Linked DNA regions of Homo sapiens: region 1 is linked to region 2. A link is an interaction called in ENCODE POLR2A ChIA-PET data of the cell type or tissue named here. Cell type or tissue: MCF 10A. All regions are shown on one strand. Each heading gives the region's core, and the rest is flanking DNA. Links, peaks and the distances in the headings are about the cores only. Region 1 overlaps DEAF1 (DEAF1 transcription factor). Region 2 holds the start of PHRF1 (PHD and ring finger domains 1).

Region 1 (11,424 bases), core at 5,551-8,050, 95 kb after region 2:
CCTGGCTCAGCTATTCACACCGAGAGGAGGAGGACAGGGCGTCACACTCGGTCACTCTGAGTCCTGGCTCAGCTATTCACACCGAGAGGAGGAGGACAGGGCGTCACACTCGGTCACTCTGAGTCCTGGCTCAGCTATTCACACCGAGAGGAGGAGGACAGGGCGTCACACTCGGTCACTCTGAGTCCTGGCTCAGCTATTCACACCGAGAGGAGGAGGACAGGGCGTCACACTCGGTCACTCTGAGTCCTGGCTCAGCTATTCACACCGAGAGGAGGAGGACAGGGCGTCACACTCGGTCACTCTGAGTCCTGGCTCAGCTATTCACACCGAGAGGAGGAGGACAGGGCGTCACACTCGGTCACTCTGAGTCCTGGCTCAGCTATTCACACCGAGAGGAGGAGGACAGGGCGTCACACTCGGTCACTCTGAGTCCTGGCTCAGCTATTCACACCGAGAGGAGGAGGACAGGGCGTCACACTCGGTCACTCTGAGTCCTGGCTCAGCTATTCACACCGAGAGGAGGAGGACAGGGCGTCACACTCGGTCACTCTGAGTCCTGGCTCAGCTATTCACACCGAGAGGAGGAGGACAGGGCGTCACACTCGGTCACTCTGAGTCCTGGCTCAGCTATTCACACCGAGAGGAGGAGGACAGGGTGTCACACTCGGTCACTCTAAGTAAGTCCTGGCTCAGCTATTCACACCGAGAGGAGAAGGACAGGGTGTCACACTCGGTCACTCTAAGTAAGTCCTGGCTCAGCTATTCACACTGAGAGGAGGAGGACAGGGTGTCACACTCGGTCACTCTAACTAAGTCCTGGCTCAGCTATTCACACTGAGAGGAGGAGGACAGGGTGTCACACTCAGAGCCTCTGAGTCCTGGCTCAGCTATTCAAGTAATGGCTTTATGAATGACACGTCCGATACACAGCTTTAGAGAAAGGGAACACATCGCTTCTAACACTTCCTGACATTTCTTCTAACTCCTGACATTTTCAGATGCACGGGATGTTCACTGCAACAGCTGCTTCCAGCTGAGAAAGGGGCCGCCCTTTCTAACGTTTTAAAAGGCTTGGCTGTCTACCAAACGGGATTTTAAGGATAAAGGGATTTCATGCCACATTTCTCTCATAGAAATACATAAAATTACTAATAAAATTCAAAGCCCAGCCTTTCAGGGCAGGGACCCAGCTGACGCAGCAGCATCAGACACTCTGGCTGCCAAATGAGCAGGGGAGAGAGGCAGCCAGGTGACATAGCAGGGACAGGTGACGTAGCAGGGAGATGGAGCCAGGAAGGCTTCTCCTGGAGGCAGCCCCAGGCCACCAGACATGGGCGGCCACACCGTGGTAGCAGGCTGCAGTCACCCTGGCCAGAGCTGACAAAGTGGCTGGAAAATGAGGGGAGAAACCCTAGAAAGGAGCAAGCACAGAGAGAGGACACTCCCATCCAGCACATAAACGCTCCCCACGTCCTTGTTTGACCCTGAGCTGATGACACAGCATGTGGGGAAGACTCAGCAGAAATGGACGGCTGAAGACCGAGAACACTGAGCAGAGACTGCGGCTGCTGCTCACCACCTGAAAGTCTGGAGTTTGAACCTTCACAAGTTAGAGGCTTAAAAACACCACGGACTTCCCAGGAACATCCAGAAAACCACAGCTTCGCAGATCCAAGACTAAGGATGTGTCAGGCAGAAGAAAAAGCCAGACAGACCTGCCCTAACAGCATCAACACTGATCCTCTTCAGGGTGATCCATAAGAATTCAGCCTGCGAGAACAAAGCCCAACACTCTTCAGGGGAAGACAACAGAATCCAACAAAATTCAGAGTCTCTACCATATAAACTCTACCATATAAACAGTATATAAACTAAAATTCCAACACACAATCAGGAAGTACTGGACGTGTGAAGAAGGGATAACAGGATCCATGATGAAGGGAAAAAGTAGCCAAAAGAAGCAGATCCTGAGGCTGGGCACGGTGGCTCACACCTGTAATCCCAGGCGGGCAGATCACGAGGTTAGGAGATTGTGAACATCCTGGCTAACATGGTGAAACCTCCTCTCTACCAAAAATACAGAAAATTAGCCAGGAGTGGTGGCATGCACCTGTAGTCCCAGCTACTCGGGAGGCTGAGGCAGGAGAATCACTTGAACCCGGGAGGCAGAGGTTGCAGTGAGCTGAGATCGTGCCACTGCACTCCAACCCTGGGCGACAGAGCAAGACTCCGTCTCAAAACAAAACAAAACAACAAAGTATTAGCCAGGTGTGGTGGTGCACACTTGTAGTCCCATCTACTTGGAAGGCTGAGGCAAGAGATCGCTTGAACCTGGGAGGTAGAGCTTGCAGTGAGCTGAGATCGTGTCACTGCACTCTAGCCTGGAGAGCAAGACTCTGTCTCCAAAAAAAAAAAAAAAAAAAAAAAAGAAAAAAAGAAATAGTTATAGCCAGGAGCAGTGGTTCATGCTGGTAATCCCAGTACTTTAGGAGGCCAAGGAAGGTGGGTTGCTTGAGTCCAGGAGTTCAAGACCAGCCTGAGAAACATAGTGAAACCCCATCTATACAAAACAAACAAAAAAATAGCTGGGCATGGTGGTACACATGTGTAGTCCCAGCTACTCAGAAGGCTGAGGTAAGAGGATCGCTTGAGCCAAGGAGTTTGCGGCCAGCCTGGGCATCATGGTGAAACCCCAGCTAAAAATTGGCCGGGAGTAGTGGCCAGTGCCGGTAGTCCTAGCTACTCTGGAGGCTAAGGGAAGATCACCTGAGCCCAGGAACTCAAGGCTGCATTGAGATGTGACCACAACACTGCTTCTTAGCCTCGGTGACAGACAGTGACCCTGTCTCAAAAAAGAAAGAAAAAAGAAGGAAGGAAGGGAGGGATGGAGGGAGGGAGGGAGGAAGGAAGGAAGGAAGGAGAGAGGGAGGGAGGGAGGGAAGGAGGGAAGGAGGAAAAGAGGAAAGGAAGGAAGGAAGGAAGGAAGGCAGGTAGGCAGGCTGGCCAGAAGATGATGGAAAGACATCTTTAAACTGGTGAATGATAAAAAGTGACAACCCAGGTAGGTCATGCCTATAATCCCAGCACTTTGGGAGGCCGAGGCAGGTGAATCACCTGAGGTCGGTCAGGTGTTCAAGACCGGTCTGGCCAACATGGCAAAACCCTGTCTCTAATAAAAAAATACAAAAAATTAGCTGGGCATGGTGGTGTGTGCCTGTAATTCCAGCTACTCAGGAGGCTGAGGCAGGAGAATCGCTTGAACCAGGGAGTCGGAGGTTGCAGCGAACCGAGATGGCATCACTGCACTCCAGCCTGGTGACAGAGTGAGACTTTGTCTCAAAAAATAATAAATAAATAAATAGGCCGGCGTGTTAGCTCATGCCTGTAATCCCAGCACTTTGGGAGGCCCAGGCGGGTGGATCACTTGAGCCCAGGAGTTCAACACCAGCCTGAGCAACATGGCGAAACCCCGTCTCTACCAAAAATACAAAAATTAGCTGGGTGTGGTGGCGCACGCCGATAGTCCCAGCTACTCAGGAGGCTGAGGCAGGAGAATTGCTTAAACCTGGGAAATGGAGGTTGCAGTGAGCGGAGATTGTGCCACTGCACTCCAGCCTGGAAAACAAGAGCGAGACTCTGTCTCAAAAAAATATATATATGTAAGTGACAACCCAGAATTCCATGTCACTCAAAAACGTCCCTCAAAAATAAAGGTGAAAGAGGGACATTACAGACAAAAACAGAGAATTCATGGCCAACAGACCTATATGAAAAGAAAAGCTGAAAGTACATCTTTAGGTTGAAGAAAAACAAGATTTGGACCACACTATGAACCACCTTGACCTAATGACATTACAGAAAACGAAAACCAATGACTGAATAAAACTCTTTTCAAGTGTATATGCAATATTCACCACGAAAAGTATATACATGATCATAAAACACATCTTTTTGTTTTTTTGAGACAGGGTCTCATTCTGTTGCCCAGGCTGGAGCACAGTGGCGTGATCACAGCTCGCTGCAACCTCTACCCCTGGGCTCCAGTGATCCGGCTAATGAAGGAAACATTTTGGCCGGGCACAGTGGTTCATGCCTGTAATCCCAGCACTTTGGGAAGCTGAGGTGGGTGGATGGCTTGAGCTCAGGAGTTTGAGATCAGCCTGGCAACACAGTGAGACCCTCTCTCTATGAAAAATACAAAAATTAGCCAAGCATGGTGGCACATGCCCATAGTCCCAGCTACTTGGGGGGCTGAGGCAAGAGGATTGCTTGAGCCTGGGAACTTGAGGCTGCAGTGAGCCGAGGTCACACCTCTGTACTCCAGCCTGGGTGACAAAGTGAAACCCTTTAAAAAAAAAGTTTTTTGTTTTTTTTTAGACAGAGTCTCGCTCTGTAGCCCAGGCTGGACTGCAGTGGTGCAATCTCGGCTCACTGCAAGCTCTGCCTCCTGGATTCATGCCATTCTCCTGCCTCAGCCTCCTGAGCAGCTGGGACTATAGGTGCCTGCCACCATGCCTGGCTAATGTTTTGTATTTTTAGTAGAGACGGGGTTTTACTGTGTTAGCCAGGATGGTCTCGACCTCCTGACCTTGTGATCTGCCCGCCTCGGCCTCCCAAACTGCTGGGATTACAGGCGTAAGCCACTGCACCCGACCCTTTTTTTTTTTTTTTTTTTTGTACAGACAGGGTCTCACAATGTCCAGGCTTGTCTCAAACTCCTGGCCTCAAGACCTTGGCCTCCCAAAGTGCTGGGATTACAGGTGTGAGTCACCATGCCTGGCCGAAATAAATCGTAATCAATTTAAAAGAACTGAAATCAGAGTATATTTTCTAAGCATATTGGAGTTGAATTAGAAATCAGTTGTGGTAGGAAATCTAGAAAATCAACTGGGTGCAGTACCTCACACCTGTCATCTCAGCACTTTGGGAGGCCGAGGTGGGCAGATCACCTGAGGTCAGGAGCTCAAGACCAGCCTGACCTAAATGGTGAAACCCTGTCTCTACTGAAAATACAAAATTAGCTGGGCGTGGTGGCGCATGCCTGTAATCTCAGCTACTTGAGAGGCTGAAGCAGGAGACTCTCTTGAACCTGGGAGGTGGAGGTTATGGCGAGCCGAGATTGTGCCATTGGATTCCAGCCTGGGCAACAAGAGCGAAACTTGTCTCAAAAAAAAAAGAGGCCAGGTGCGGTGGCTCATGCCTGTAATCCCAGCACTTTGGGAGGCTGAGGCAGGAGGATCACCTGAGGTCAGGAGTTCAAGACCAGCCTGACAAACATGGTGAAACCTCGTCTCTACTTAAAACACAAAAATTAGCTGGGCATGGTGGCATGTGCCTGTAATCCCAGCTATTCGGGAGGCTGAGGCAGGAGAATCACTTAAACCTGGGAGGCGAAGGCTACAGTGAGCCGAGATTGCATCAGTGTACTCCAGCCTGGGTGACAGTGTGAGACTGTCTCAAAAAAAAAAAAAAAAAAAAAAAAAGAAACCCCATCTTTACAAAAAATACAAAAATTAGCCAGGCATGGTGGCGCAAGGCTGCAGTGAACCAAGATCATGCCACTGCACTCCAGCCTGAGTGACAGAGTGAGATGCTGCCTCAAAAGAGAAAAGAAAAAAAAAAAAATGAGAGCAGTGACTGTCCATGGGGCAGGGGACCGATGGAAGGGGACATGAGTGGTGCTTCTGCAGGGATTGAAATGGTCTCATGACCAGGTTCATGCATTCATCAAAACTCACTACATTTTATGGTGGAGATTGAGGCACTTTGCTGTACATACAGTTTACCTCAATTACCAAAAAAGACCAAAAGGACACACAGTAAGTGTTCACGGTCATTATCTTTGGGTGCAGGGTTATAGATTTTTTTGCCTTTAAACTTTCTTTTCCTCTATAAATTTCAGCATTAAGTAGCTGTTTGTTTGGAAGTATACTTTTTTTTTTTTTTTTTTAAAGTATTTTTTTGGCCAGGTGCGGTGGCTCACACCTGTAATCCCAACACTTTGGGAGGCCAAGGCAAGTAGATCACTTGAGGCCTGGAGTTTAAGACCAGCCTCGCCAACATGGCGAAACCTCTTCTCTCCTAAAATACCAAAAAATAGCTGGGCGTGGTTGCACATACCTGTAATCCCAGCTATCTGGGAAGCTGAGGCACAAGAATCGCTTGAACCTGGGAGATGGAGGCTGCAGTGAGCCGAGATCACACCACTGCACTCTAGCCTGGGTGACACAGCAAGACCATCTCAAAATATATATATATCTTTTTCTTTATTTTTTTCCTTTTTAATTTCTTTTTTCTTTTTGTTTTTGTTTTTTTTTTTTTTTTTTGAGACGAGGTCTCACTCTGTTGCCCAGGCTGGAGTACAGTGGTGTGATCACGGCTCACTGCAACATCAACCTCCTAGGCTCAAGCAATCCTCACGTTTCAGCCTCTTGACTGGCATGTCACCACACCTGGCTAATGTTTTTTTTTTTTTTTGAGACAGAGTCTCACTTTGTCACCCAGGCTGGAGTGCAGTGGCGCGATCTCGGCTCACTGCAATCTCCACCTCCCGGGTTCACGCCATTCTCCTGCCTCAGCCTCCCAAGGAGCTGGGACTACAGGCGCCCGCCACCACGCCCGGCTAATTTTTTGTATTTTTAGTAGAGATGGGGTTTCACCATGTTAGCCAGGATGGTCTCGATCTCCTGACCTCGTGATCCGCCCGCCTCGGCCTCCCAAAGTGCTGGGATTACAGGCGTGAGCCACCGCGCCTGGACTTTTTGTTTTTTGAGACAGAGTCTTGCTCTGTCGCCAGACTGGAGTGCAGTGGCCCGATCTCAGCTCACTGCAACCTCTGCCTCCTGGGTTCAAGTGAGTCTCCTGCCTCAGCCTCCTAAGTAGCTGAGACTACAGGTGCCCACCACCACACCCAGCTAATTTTTATATTTTTTTGTAGAGACGGGGTTTCACCATGTTGTCCAAGCTGGTCTCAAACTCCTGGGCTCAAAAGATCCTCCCACCTCAGCCTCTCAAAGCACTGAGATTACAAGTGTGATCCACTGTGCCCAGTGAAAAAGTATTTTAAAATTATCTTTGTCTTCAGGAGTAGAAACACTTTTCTTCCTTGAAAGAAAATTAATGCTGGGTCCAGTGGCTCACGCCTGTAATCTCAGCACTTTGGGAGGCTGAGGCAGGAGGATCTCTTGAGCCCAGGAGTTTGAGACCACCTTGGGCAACACGGCAAGACCCAGTCTCTACAAAAAATAAAAAATAAAAAAATAAATTAGGCAAGCGTGGTGGCATGCACCCGTATTTCCAGGAGTTTGAGCCTACAATGAGCCATGAGCCTAGGCAACAGAGTGAGACCTTACCTCTTAAAAAAAAAAAAAAAAAAAAAAAGAAACACAAAAAACACTAATCACATATTGATCAGTCATTTAAAAAATTAAGAATCTAAAAAGCTCTTCTGCTCGCCTGTCACCATTAAGACATGCCTTTCCTCCCGCTTTGCCATCTGCCATGATGGTGAGACCTCCCCAGCCATGTGGAGCTGCAGTGTCACTGTCATTACCTCAATAGTCATTGAGTGGTGTTGCTGGTGTTTGGAGCTGTGGCATACCTAATGACCATGCATTCCTCCTATGGAAGGCTTCTGGACAATCACCACTACAGGTCCTGGGGAAACTACACAAACCCCTAACATAGAATACGGCCTGGGATGAGAATCACTGTTTGTTATGTGCTTGTCTGGTAGAATCCGTAACAAACCCCTAACATCGAATACGACCTGGGTTGAGAATCACTGTTCATTATGTGCTTGTCTAGTAGAATCCGTAACAAACCCCTAACATCGAATACGACCTGGGTTGAGAATCACCGTTCATTATGTGCTTGTCTAGTAGAATCCGTAACAAACCCCTAACATTGAATACGGCCTGGGTTGAGAATCACCGTTCATTATGTGCTTGTCTAGTAGAATCCGTAACAAACCCCTAACATTGAATACGGCCTGGGATGATAATCACTGTTCGTTATGTGCTTGTCTAGTAGAATCTATAACAAGTACCTGATGTGCACTGAATGACAGAAAAATTTAAAAATTAAAAAATAAATAGGCCGGGCAAGGTGGCTCATGCCTGTAATCCCAGCACTTTGGGAGACTGAGGTGGGTGAATCACCTGAGGTCAGGGGTTCAAGACCAGCCTGGCTAACATAGTGAAACCCCGTCTCTACTAAAAATACAAAAAATCAGCCAGGTGTGGTAGCACATGCCTGTAATCCCAGCTATTCCGGAGGCTGAGGCAGGAGAATCACTTGAACCCGGGAGGAGGAAGCTGCAGTGAGCTGAGATTGTGCCATTGCACTCCAGCCTGAGCGACACAGCAAGACTCCGTCTCAAAAAAAAAAATTTTTTTTAAATAGATAAATAAATAAATACGTATAATCCCAGCACTTTAAGACGCTCAGGCGGGTAGATCACTTGAGGTCAGGAGTTTAAGACCAGCCTGGCCAACATGGTGAAACCCTGTCTGTACTAAAAATACAAAAATTAGCCAGGCATGGCAGCAGGCGCCTGTAGTCCCAGCTACTTGGGAGGCTGAGGCAGGATAATTGCTTGATCCCAGGAAGTGGAGGTTGCAGTTAGCCAAGATCGTGCCACTGCACTCCAGCCTGGGTGATGGAGCGAGACTCCGTCTCAAAAAATAAAATAAAGTAAAATAAAGCAGCAGCTGAAAAAAAAATAATGATAATAAAATAAATACATAAATAAAAAGTTCTTCTATAAAAAGTAGAAGCTGGGCATGGTGGCTCACATCTGCAATCCCAGTACTTTAAGAGGCTGAGGCGGGTGGATCACCTGAGCTCAGGAGTGTGAGATCAGCCTGGGCAACATGGTAAAACCCCGTCTCTACCAAAAATACAGAAAATTAGCCAGGTGTGGTGGTGGGTGCCTGTAGTCCCAGCTACTTGGGAGGCTGAGGCACAAGAATCGCTGGAGCCCGGGAGGCAAAGGTTGCAGTGAGCCGAGATTGTGCCACTGCATTCTAGCCTGGGCGACAGAGTGACAGCCTGTTCCACAAATAAAAATAAAAATAGAAAGTAGAAAAGAAATGGGGGAAAACGTTTCTTACATAGATTTGGTGGGAAAAATATGAATTTGACTTTTGTTTACAAACCAAAGTCCACGTTACCGTACCCGAAAAAGCAGCTACAACAAAATCCATCCCTGTCCTTTCCTGTGGCCTTCAGAGCTCCCCATCTGTGCTGAGCAGACAGGCGCCCTCCTCTCTCACCTTCTCGTCCCCGTGCCCTGTGACACACGGTACCTGTCTGCTGGGTTTGGGCTATGAGAAGTAGCTGAGAAACCTCCACCCTCTCTCCAGTTTACTCTGGCTCTAGTAATTTCTATCTACCCTATTCATGTCACCCACCTGAACCTTTATATTACCTCAAAGTCTTCAATCTAAGTAAAGGGTTCATATGAAGTAGAGACTCCATATGAAAAGAGGCCGAAGGGGCCTAAGTGACCTTTTGCTTGTGCTGCAGTAATAGGAAGCTACAGAAAACATGGGCACTACGCCCTGTGAGCCTCCCACCATGCACAGGAGCCGCCTTCTGAAGAACGTGCCAGAAGCTGGGAGGGCTTTGTGACAGCAGATGGACGGAGCTCGGCTCCCAGGAAGGGGCTCAGCATTCGCCCTGCCAGTCGCTGATACTCAGAGACTCAATAGATGATGTTCTCCAAACTTCATAAAATATAAGCACATTTCACTACAGGAAGACAAAGGATGAATAATGCCTAGAAAAGGTGAGTATTCACAACGGCCGATGCGCACAAAATTGTTTCCCTTTCTGAAACAAAGCAACCTTATTTACAAAAACCAAAACCACCTTAACAACAATAGCTGTCACTTTTCTTTAGGAAAAGCTTCATTTGTAAATGACTCTCCACAGCTCCCTTTTCCAGAAAGGTGGGGCAGGGGCCTTGTGAGCCAAGGTGGGGCTTGCGCAGCTGGGCACAGGCACCAGGGTGGCCTGGGGTTACTCGGCACAGGTCGTGTCTTCCCATTTGTTCCAAGGTTACCTCCTTCCGCTCTGCGTCAGCGTGGATCTTGGCCTGGTTTGTGGCAGCTTCTCGGTAGGTGCTGGCATGCTTGGCTTGCTCAAACAGCGTCTTCAGCTGCTGCGCTGTGTTGAGCAAGGAGTTGACCATCTCTTCTAGGTACAGCCAGCTCCGCGGCTCTGACAGCTCCAGCCCATTGACCAACGCGGGAGGTGCCGCTTTGGTGGGAGTCGGGGGTGGGACCGCCAGCGCAGGCAGGGATGTCAACACTAGAGCATTTGGAAAGCAAAACAAACCAAGAAATTAATACATCTCCTAGCTTCAAAATGGCCTCCGTTAAAAATTCTCAGCCGGGCGCGGTGGCTCACGCCTGTAATCCCAGCACTTTGGGAGGCCAAGGCAGGCGGATCATGAGGTCAGGAGATCGAGACCATCCTGGCTAACAGTGAAACCCCGCGTTTCACTGTGTTTAAAAAAATACAAAAAAATACAAAAAATTGGCTAAAAAAAATACAAAAAATTAGCTGGACGTGGTGGTAGACGCCTGTAGTCCCAGCTACCTCGGGAGGCTGAGGCAGGAGAAAGGTGTGAAGCCGGGAGGCAGAGCTTGCAGTGAACAGAGATGGCACCACTGCACTCCAGCCTGGGCAACAGAGTGAGACTCCATCTCAAAAAAATAAACAAATAAAATTTAAAAATAAAAAATAAATAAAAATTCTCATCACCCGGTGCAGTGGCTCATGCCTGTAATCCCTGCACTTTGGGAGACTGAGGTGGGAGGATCACTTGAGCTCAGGAGTTCAAGACCAGCCTGGGCAACATAGCAGGACCTTGCCTCTACAAAACAGAAATCAAAAACAAAGAACTAGATGGGCATGGTGACATTCACCTGTGATCCCAGCTACTCAGGAAGCTGAGGCGGGAGGATGGTTTGAGCCCAGGTGGTCGAGGCTACAGTGAGCCATGACTGCGCCACCGTCCTTCGGCCTTGGTGACTTAATGAGACCCTGTCTCAAAAAGAAAAGAGGCCAGGCACAGTGGCTCACACCTGTAATCCCAGCACTTTGGGAGGCCGAGGCGGGCAGATCCCTTGAGGTCAGGAGTTCGAGGCTAGCCTGGTCAACATGGTGAAACCCCATTTCTACCAAAAAATACAAAAATTAGCTAGGCGTGGAAGCGTCTATAATCCCAGCTACCTGGGAGGCTGAGGCATGAGAATCATTTGAACCTGGGAGGCAGAAGTTGTGGTGAGCCGAGATGGTGCCAGTGGACTCAAGCCTGGGTGACAGAGTGAGACTCCATCTCAAAAAAGAAAAGAAAAGAAAACTCTCACGCAATGTTGGGAAGTCGGGTAAAAAACTGACCAGCAAACAACA
Region 2 (10,024 bases), core at 5,109-7,608:
AGATCACCTGAGGCCAGGAGTTTGAGGCCAGCCTGGCCAACATAGTGAAACCCCATCTCTACTAAAAATACAAAAAAATCAGCCGGGCATGGTAGTGTGAGCTTGTAATCCCAGCTACTTGGGAGGCTGAGGCAGGAGAATCGCTTGAACCTGGGAGGTTGGCAGTGAGCTGAGATCACGCCACTGCACTCCAGCATGGGCAACAGAGTACGACTCTGTCTCAAACAGACAAACAAAAAACACAAAAAAAGAGAGAAGGCCGGGCGCGGTGGCTCATGCCTGTAATCCCAGCACTTTGGGAGGCCGAGGAGGGTGGATCACCTGAGATCAGGAGTTCGAGACCAGCCTGATCAACATGGAGAAACCCCGTCTCTACTAAAAATACAAAATTAGCCGGGCGTGGTGATGCATGCCCGTAATCCCAGCTACTCGGGAGGCTGAGACAGGAGAATCACTTGAACCTGGGAGGTGGAGGTTGAGGTGAGCCGAGATCGCGCCATTGCACTCCAGCCTGGGCAACAGAGCAAGACTCCGTCACAAAAAAAAAAAAAAAAAAAAGGCTGGGCGCGGTGGCTCACGCCTGTAATCCCAGCACTTTGGGAGGCCGAGGCAGGCGGATCACGAGGTCAGGAGATCGAGACCATCCTGGCTAACACAGCGAAACCCTGTCTCTACTAAAAATACAAAAAATTAGCCGGGCGAGGTGGCGGGCGCCTGTAGTCCCAGCTGCTCGGGAGGCTGAGGCAGGAGAATGGCGTGAACCCGGTGGGCGGAGCCTGCAGTGAGCAGAGATTGCACCACTGCACTCCAGTCTGGGCGACAGAGCAAAACTCTGTCTCAAAAAAAAAGGAGAGAAAGAGAAAAGAGACACAGACACAGAGGGAGGCCATAGGAAGCCATAGCCAAGGAACGCCTGGAGATGAAGCTGGGAGAAGAAGGACCTCCCCAGATCCTCAACAAGGAGGGTGGCCCTGCCAGCCTGGATCTCTGACTGCTGGCTTCCAGACTGAGAGAATGCCTTTCTGTTGTCTAAGGGCTCTGGTTTGTGGCCGTTTGATATGACAGCCCTGGGACACACAGACACCTGCCTTCCCTAGGTAGAGAATGCAGCCCTGCCTGTTCCCTCCCCCAGCTCTGAGAGTTTTGACTCCTTTGTTCTCTCCCCACCCACCTCCTCCAGCCACCCCTGCCCCTGCCTCCCCCAGGCATCCACCTGGCTCTGGGGCTCCCTGCTGCTGGGAGTGGGATGGGTCTCAGCAGGGGGCGATGACTGGGCTCATTGCCCACCAAGCCCTGTATGTGCACACGGACCTGATGGTGGGGTGGGGGGCAGGGGTGGGAAGGGGCTGGGCTAGGCCCTCCGGGATAAGCTGGCCTGGCGGGACAGAAGCAAGGGAGCTCCCAGCCCAGCTCCATCCTCCCGTGCACACCAGGAGCATGCACACCATGCTTGCGTCTGCAAGGGGCAGGGGCAGCACACGGCAGTGTCGACCAGGAATCTGGCCGGAGCCTCAGAGTACAGGTCTGTGTGAGGCTGTGTGGGCAGGATGCACATGTGTGCACACTGACACTAGCAGGTGATGGGGGTTGGGGGGTGACCCGTCAGTGTACGGGGGAGGTGACAGTACTGATGAGGGGGTTGTATACAGGAGGTGTCTGCCTGCTGGTGTGTGAGGCATCTATCCACGTGCGAGCAGGTAAGGAGTCATTTTATGTCAGGTGTGTGGGTAGCGGTGGGGGTGGGAGTCAGGAGGTATTGGTATGTGCCCCTGCTCTCATGCTCTCAAGTACCACCTATGCACAGTTTGGGCCTAGTTTGGCTCTGGGCAGCTGCCTGGAGATACTTCTCACACCTGAGCCTGAGTGCTGTCTGACATACCTGGGTTGGTTGTGCACTGACCAAGGATTATGCTCACTGAGGACGTCCTTCATGTCTCCATGTGGATGTCTGTGTTTATTTATTTTTTATTTTTTTGAGACGGAGTCTCGCTGTCGCCCAGGTTGGAGTGCAGTGGCGTGATCTCGGCACTGCAGGCTCCGCCCCCTGGGGGTTCACGCCATTCTCCTGCCTCAGCCTCCCGAGTAGCTGGGACTACAGGCGCCCGCCACCTCGCCCGGCTAATTTTTTGTATTTTTTTTTTTTAGTAGAGACAGTTAGCCAAGATGGTCTCGATCTCCTGACCTCGTGATCCGCCCGCCTCGGCCTCCCAAAGTGCTGGGATTACAGGCGTGAGCCACCGCACCTGGCGTTTATTTATTCATTTATTTATTTTTGAGACAGAGTCTCACTCTGTTGCCCAGGCTGGAGTGCAGTGGCGCGATCTTGGCTCACTGCAGCATCTGCCTCCCAGGTTCACGCCATTCTCCTGCCTCAGCCTCCCGAGTAGCTGGGACTACAGGCACGCGTAACCATGCCCAGGTAACTTTTGTAGTTTTAGTAGAGATGGGGTTTCACCGTGTTGGCCAGGTTGGTCTCCAACTCCTGACCTCAGGTAACCCTCCTGCCTCAGCCGAAAGTGCTGGATTACAGGTGTGAGCCACCATGCCCGGCTTTATTGTTTTTGAGACATGGTCTCACTCTGTCACCCAGGCTGCAGTGCAGTGGTGCCATCGCGGTTCACTGCAGCCTCAACCTCCTGGTCTCAAGCAATCCTCCCACCTCAGCCTCCCGAGTAGCTGGGACTACAGGTGTGCACTACCATGTCAGGCTAATTTTTTAAATTTTTTTGTAGAAAGGAAATCTCACCATGTTGCCCAGGTTGGAACTCCTGGGCTCAAGTGATCCTCCCGCTGTGGCCTGCCAAAGTGCTGGGATAACAGGGCAAGTGCCACCGTGCCTGGCCTGGGTGCATGTGTTTATTATGACAATTACCAGCAGCCCCCCAGGCATCCCGTCCTCCTTCCCAGGAGCCTCGGCGTGTCTGTGGATGCCCCTGCATCTAGTGTCCAGCAGGCAGGCACGTGGCACATGTAAAGGTAGGGGAGGTGCCTGGTGCAGGGCAGAGGGCGGTCCCGCAGCCCGCTGGCTGATCACACTGGACCCCACCTGAGGCGTACCTATCTCGTCCTCACAGTGACCTAAGAGGTAGGCCTGAGCACCCACATTCCTGTTTCACAGCCAAGGACACAGAGGCACACAGAGGTTGAGAAACAGACTGAAGTGCGTGAGTTCAGGTGGCTGGCCTGGGTGACTGCAGTGACACCCAGCCCCTCTGGCCCACCGAGAATAGATTGCTCCAGAGTCCTCCTCAGTCGTCGGCACCATCCACTCCTCCTTCCTGCAGGGGCATTTTCAGAACCCATAAGTGCCTGTTATTTCTCCCATTGCAAACAGAAAACTGTGGGCGAAAGATTACCTAGGTGCCGAAGCAAGAGACTGAAGGCACAAACTGTTTCAGTATAATAAAGAAAATAGAATAAGAATAGTCCTAATACGAATTAGATACAGAGATGATCATGGAAAATTATCAATCATTATTATAAATATTAGTCATTAGCTTTTAATATTACTCTTTGTGGCATTACTAATACAACCTAGGAATAACCGGCGGGTATAGGGTCAGGTGCTGAAGGGACGTTGTGAGAAGTGACCTAGAAGGCAAGAGGTGAGCCCTCTGTCACGCCAACATAAGGGCCGCTTGAGGGCTCCTTGGTCAAGCGGTAACGCCAGTGCCTGGGAAGGCACCCGTTACTTAGCCGACCGTGAAAGGGAGTCTCCTTTCCTTGGAGGAGTCAGGGAACACTCTGCTCCACCAGCTTCTTGTGGGAGGCTGGATATTCTCCAGGCCTGGCCTGCAGTCATCCGGAGGCCTAACCCCCTCCCTGTGGTGCTTGAATGATCACACTCCTTATCCACTTTCATGCTCCTCCCGTACTCCTGGCTCCTCTTTGAAGTTCGTAGTAGATAGCGGTAGAAGAAATAGTGAAAGTCTTAAAGTCTTTGATCGTTCTTCTAAGTGCAGAGAAGAAAATGCTGACATATGCTGCCTTCTCTCTTTGCTTCGGCTGCCTAAGAGGGAAGGGCCCCCTGTCCTATGATCACGTGACTTGCTTCACTTTATCACTTAGAAGATTCACCCTCCTTACCCTGCCCCCTTGTCTTGTATGCAATAAATATCAGCGCACCTAGGCGCTCAGGGCCACTACCGGTCTCCACGTCTTGATGGTAGTGGTCCCCCGGGGCCCAGCTGCTCTTTATCTCGTGTCTTTATTACAATCTCTGGTCTCTGCACACGGGGAGGACACCTGCTAAGCCCCCGTAGGGCTGGACCCTACAGAAAACCACACCCCTCTCTTGCCCTGCTCCTTAGTTACCTCCACCTTTACCTTCCCCTTTGCAGCAAATTGACCTGAAAGAGAAGTTGGTGTTCACAGCCCCTGCGTGCTCTCTGCTCACTCTCCAAACTCCAGCCCCTGGCCCCAGCGCCGCTGGCCCTCGGTGAGTCGCAGTGGCCCACCCTGCTGCACCCAGGCTCCCTCCCCCGCCTGTGTGTGCACGCCCTCTCTGGCTTCCAGAAGCCCCTCTCCTGGTTTGTCCTCCGGCCCCCACCCCTAGCACCCCCTGTGCCCCTTCCTAGTCTCCTTTGCAGATTCCAAACCTCTTCAAGTTGGAGTCCCAGAGTTCAGGCACTGGTCCCCAGTCACACCCCACATGCGATTCCCACATAGTTCTCTTCATCCAGTGCAGCCTCTGCCCACTGCATCTCCTCTGACACGTCCCATTCCCCCAAGGGCGCTAGATAAAGGGGCACCTGCGGACACACACGCTGAGGCTCCTGGGAAGGAGGACCGACCGCCTGTGTTCAGCTTAGAGCCCCCGACCTCCATCTGTCGCTGCTCCTCGGGGGCTGCTGGTAGTTGTCATAATAAACACAGACACCCACGATGAGACGTGAACACGCTCCTCAGTGAGCATTCTTGGGCAGTGCACAACCTCCCCAGCCATGCCAGCCCGCGCTCAGGCCTCCCCCGTCTTCCCCGTCTCTCCGGCGTCGGTTCTCAAGCTCGTCCTTCCCCGCCTCATTTCTCCAAAAGTCCGCAGCAAATCCTGGCAACTCCGCCTTCAGCATCTACCGGGAGCCGGCACTTCCCACACCTGCGCAGACCCACCCGGGCCCCAGCCCAGGCAGCCCCTGCACGGGGAGCCCGCGGGTCTCTGGCGCCCGCTCGGGACGCCTCCCCAGCGCTCCCCGCAGAGCGGCCAGGGGGTCTCGCGAGTCCGCGCCAGCTCGGGATCCCCGGAGCCTCCCCTGGTGCGCTGCAGCCACGCAGGCCTGCGTCCCGAGGCCCACACGGCTTCTGCGCGGCATCCTCAGGACGACCTGGAGCCAAATCCACACGGGACGGCACAGCAGCGTCCTGCCGAGCCCGCCTCGTCCGCCAGCGCGCACGATTCACCGCGCCTGCTGCGGGACGGGCGGACGCGGGGCTGGGCTGGAATAGCCGGCTCACGGAGGGCTCCGGCAGTGTTTGTTCAGAGGAGCGCGGCGCTGGTAGCAGGCGACGCCAGGACTCTTCTCCCCAGGTGCTCCCGCCGCGCGCGGGGCTAGGGAGGAGCTGCGGGCGGGGTTGCGGCGTGGGGGCGGGGCTGCGAGGGTGGGGGCGGGGCTGCGGAGCAGCGGGCGTGAGGCGGGGCTGCGAGGGAGGGGGCGGGGCCGTGGGCGGCCGTCCCGAGGCAGGGCGGGGCTGCAGACGTGGGGGCGGAGCTGCGGGCGCGAGGCGGGGCGGGGCTGCGGGGGTGGGGGCGGGGCTACGTGCGTGGGGGCGGGGTGGGGCTGCGGGCCCGAGGAGGGACGGGGCTGCGGGCGTGGGGGCGGAGCTGACGTACAGGAAGCAGCTCCCATTCGCTCTGGGCGGTGGGCGGAGATCCGGGCGGTACCAGCTGTCCCGGCCGCGGGGGGGACGGCCTGGACCAGCCCATGGTCGCGGGTTAAACAGTACGAGCTCTTCCAGGATATTGGTCTCCCCGGGCGGCAGTCCTGCATTAAAGAGTGTTTCCAAGGTGGAAGGGAGGCCGTTTGAACGCCTCGAGACCCCCGGCTGCAAGGAGTGGCACCTTCCTCACTTCAGTCATTTCTTTCCCGCTCTGGTCTCAGTGGTTCCAGTCAGCGAGCAGGACAGAGGAGCCCGGAAGAGGCGCCGTGCACTTCCGGGTCGAAGAGCGCACGGCGGCGGCAGAGGCGGCGGCGGCCGGGCCTAGGAGCGACTCTCGGTCGTGCAGCGGCGGCGAGCGCTCGCGAGCGGCTGCGGGACGCGAGGTTTCCGGGTAAGTGCGGCGGCCGCGCCGGCCCTGGGGGCCCTGCTCCTCCGGGCCGCGGGCCGCCTGTGGGCGCCACGCGCTTTGTCTGCGGCCTGCACCGCGGGGCGAGGCCTGCGCCGCGCTGGCCGCGGGCCGGGAGGGCGGGCGGGCGCGCGCGCGCTGGGAGGCCCCGCCGAGACTGGGAGGCCCCGCCGAGACTGGGAGGCCCCGCCGAGACTGGGAGGCCCCGCCGAGACTGGGAGGCCCCGCCGAGACTGGGAGGCCCCGCCGAGACTGGGAGGCCCCGCCGAGACTGGGAGGCCCCGCCGAGACTGGGAGGCCCCGCCGAGACTGGGAGGCCCGTGGCCTGCGGGCGGACGTCCTGGGCTTGCGAGGACGCGGCGAGAGCCCACTCGCCTCGCTCTGTGGCACCCACGCCCATGCCCCCTGCGAGTCCGCCCTGCCGCGTTTGGGAGAGAGCTGTGACTTCGTTGCCTTGTGTCCGGCCCCTGTGCATGGTTGCCGTCGTGGGCTTCTGGCCTTGTCTGCATGTCCACAGGCCTGTGTGGCTGGCGGTTTTCCTATTCCTTAACTCTTGCAGTCCTCACAAGAGCCTCTCAGGTGTAGGTATTGTTCCCGTTTTACAGAGGAGGGGATTGGAGCCCAGAAAGGCTAAGTAACTGGCCAGCGCCGGCAGCCGGGGATCCGCGCCAGCCCCGACTCCTACCATGCTCCTTTTGACGGGGCTTGTGTTGCCCCTTCTTCGGAGTTTATGTGCTTTACTTGTTTCGACAACAGCAGAACAGCAGTCAGCTGGGTGAACCACGTTCTGGCCAGTGGTCAATGGACAGGCTCTGAGGCCGAGCTGAGGTTTGACTTCGGGTTTGGCATAGTTGATCTCTCTCCTGGACCATCCGGTTTTCTTTCTTATTGGAAGAATGTTAAGTCAGAGTGCTAGTGGATGGATGGCACCTCAGCATCATGGCCATGACAAGCCTGGCCTTGGCCCTCAGCAGGGCTGTGTTTATCTCAGGCCCGCGGAGACCTTTGTGCGTGCCTGACTTTTTGACTTCCATTGCAGTTGACAATTTTGAGTTCTCCTAGCTGATACAGCAGATGGTGAATACAAGAATAAAAGTCGGCCTGAGTTGAGGTGTTGGACTTGGCTGCAGGCTTGTTCAGTGCCTGGGATGGGCACTCAGGTGCCGAGACTGGCGTGGAACGGGGTTGCAGGCACCCCGGACACCAGAGGCCCTTTTCATTCCTTAGTAACAGTTGGGACTGCCAATGCATTGGTTCCCCTGAATTTGAAAAGAGAGAGAAATAGCCTTTCCAGTTTTTTGTTTTCCTCTTTAATCCCCCAAATCTGGAGGCTAAGCAGGAGAGTCACAGTGGTTCCTCCACCCCAGAGCTCTGCTAGCCCAGCCAAAGGTGGCCAGCAGCTGGGAAGGGCTGTGGTCTTTTCTGCAGAAATGGCTTCCTGGCCTGTGGCCTGGGACATGGCAGAGGTGGGTATGGGGAAGGGAAGATTTGTTGGAGTTGGGGCTGCTGGTGCAACCAGGAGGTCCTAAGCTAGGGGCTCCCATTAACCCAGCATCCTAACTACAGGTCCTGGTGGTCCCAAACAGGTCTTGTGCCTGGTGCTTGTGCCAGAGGGTACCTGCGGAGGCTTCCTGGGTTATTTTGTGTTCTCTGGCAAAATAGCCCCTGGTTACTTTTGTGTGATATCGAGGAAGGATGTTGTTCAGCCTCACGTAACCTGAACGTTCCTGCTGCTGTGGTGGAGGAGTGTAAGAGGCCCGTGGAGTCTTCCCTCACCAGCTGTGGTAAAGTTCAAAGGCCTCAGGACTTAGCCCCACAGGTGCATGGACTCGCAAAGTTCAGCCTCATTCCTGAGCTGGTATTTCTGGCCAGCTCCTATGTGCCAAACCCCACACGGCCTCACTGATCTCTTCTGGCAGCCCTGGGGCAAGCCCTGCCATTGCCTGTCGCCCCACCTAACCCTTGGAGGTGGTCCCCAATCTCAGTGCATCAAGGGAGAGGCCAGGAGCTGTTTGTTCACATACTATGGCTCACTGCAGCCTCGAACTCCTGAGCTGAAGTGATCTTTGCACCTCAGACTCCCGAGCAGCTGGGACTACAGGCGGTTTCCACCACACCTACCTGGTTTTTAACGGTTTTGCCATGTTGCCCAGGCTGGTCTCATAACTTGCAGGCTCAAGTGATCTGCCTGCCTCAGCCTCCCAAAGTGCTGGGATTACAAGCATGAGCCACCACGCCCGGCTGATTCACATTTTTTTTTTTGAGACTGAGTCTCACTCTGTCGCCCAGTGGCATGTAGTGGCGCGATCTCAGCTCACTGCAACCTCCGCCTGCCAGGTTCAAGCAATTCTCCTCCGGAGTAGCTGGGACTACAGGTGCACGCCGCCATGCCCGGCTCATTTTTTCTATTTTAGTAGAGATGGGGTTTCACTGTGTTGCCTAGGCTGGTCTTGAACTACGGAGCTCAGGCCGTCTGCCCACCTTGGTCTCCCAAAGTGCTAGGATGACAGGCGTGAGCCACTGCACCTGGCTACCAATTCACATTTTTTACTTTCTATGTGAAATTCATCATCAAATGAGGATTTGCACTCGGGACAGTTGGACCCTGGGACTCCCCCAGCCCTGCTCCTCCCCCCAGCCCTGCTCCTCCCCCCAGCCCTGCTCTGTTATCTCTTAGGTGGTCTCTTTGAAGTGTTCCTTGGTAGATTCATGTGAGAGAGTCTGCCTCCCTCTTTCAGATATGTTTCTCCAGGGCAGGGACTGCATTCGCCTTGTGCTGCACAAAGTAGGAGCAGGGTAGGTGTTGGAGCAGGCGTCCTGGAAGATGTGGGGTCTGTTGTCAGGGTGGTCACAGCTATTGCCAGGGAGTTAAGGTCCTCTTATCTGAGAGCTGTGGTCACTGCTAGGTCTCAGTGCATGCTGTGGGAGAGGGGTCACCCTCCTGGATGGGCCGTGGCCCTCGTGTGTCTCTCAGAGCCAGTGTCTCTAGGATTCAGGTGCGGGACGAGCAGGGCGTCTCTGCGGAGTTGCTGGGTCCACCAAGCACCAGGGGTGCAGACTGCCTTGAGCGGGGATCATGACCAGGTGTTTTCACCTTAGGGTGGCAGGTAGAAGAAAGGTTAATTACTAATTTGGCAAAACTACTTCTACAATCGCTGTTTCCAGGCAGTAGTAAGATTTGGCAGTTGACAGTTGGATGGAGTTGACATTCTTCACTGTTTTATAAGGCATCATCTTAGAATCTAGGGTTTTGCACTGTCTTGTCAGATGGGAAGTGAGGCCGTCCTGGTTTCTGAGCCCCGTTAGGGTTTGTTGTCCAGGGGTTTCCAGACAGCAGTGGCGCTGACAGCCACTTTCCCCCGTTGCTGTGGTACATGTGCAGCCCACAGTGGTGGTGGGAGCTGAGCTCCAATGCAAGGAGGCCCTGAACTCGAGGGCAGCTCTGGCCCCCTACTTCCTGGCCTCTTGTGCGATGCGCTTTCCTCTGATCATGGATGGAGGTTGGACTTGGTGGGAAACAGAGTGCTGCAGGGCCGGCTTCACTGCCTCGCTGGATTCCTGACTCACTCTCCTAGGACAGGCCTTTCCTCCGAGAGTCGCCTGGGAAACAAGGTCAATAGCACTGATGAGAAATGAACCACGTGCACGTATCTCCTTTCTTATCTGGGACCAAAGTTTGAGGCCCTGGTGTGGAAGGAGGAGCGTGTCCAACTAGATTTCCCAAGGCTTTGTACGGGATCCTGT

What was found. ChIA-PET counts read pairs that join two places held together with the same protein. Peaks named below come from ENCODE experiments on the same cell type or tissue, not always from the same donor. Only the 100,000 strongest peaks of a DNase experiment are listed, where the experiment ranks them.
Region 1: POLR2A ChIA-PET joins it to region 2 with 6 read pairs; 4 of 35 experiments call an interaction of 5 or more read pairs at or near these places.

What each region holds. Positions count from the first base shown.
Region 1 is chr11:664,467-675,890 of GRCh38, forward strand. It overlaps DEAF1 (DEAF1 transcription factor), which reads right to left. Exons shown (of 12, transcript NM_021008.4): 10 at 10,070-10,317. Among named protein-coding and RNA genes, the nearest start is that of DEAF1, 25 kb to the right of the region's middle. RefSeq lists an enhancer at 9,451-10,650. In MCF 10A, for the core only: no CTCF peak of the experiment used is centred there; no DNase peak of the experiment used is centred there.
Region 2 is chr11:570,328-580,351 of GRCh38, forward strand. PHRF1 (PHD and ring finger domains 1) reads left to right here and starts at 6,143. Exons shown (of 18, transcript NM_001286581.2): 1 at 6,143-6,265. LOC124902805 (translation initiation factor IF-2-like) reads left to right here and starts at 1,267. Exons shown (of 4, transcript XM_047428004.1): 1 at 1,267-1,317; 2 at 4,411-4,438; 3 at 4,890-5,524; 4 at 6,096-6,269. The coding sequence starts at 1,267. The coding sequence ends at 6,269. It overlaps LOC143666 (a long non-coding RNA gene), which reads right to left and starts at 5,558. Exons shown (of 1, transcript NR_026967.1): 1 at 3,481-5,558. In MCF 10A, for the core only: no CTCF peak of the experiment used is centred there; DNase peaks (open chromatin) are centred at 5,564, 5,864 and 6,094.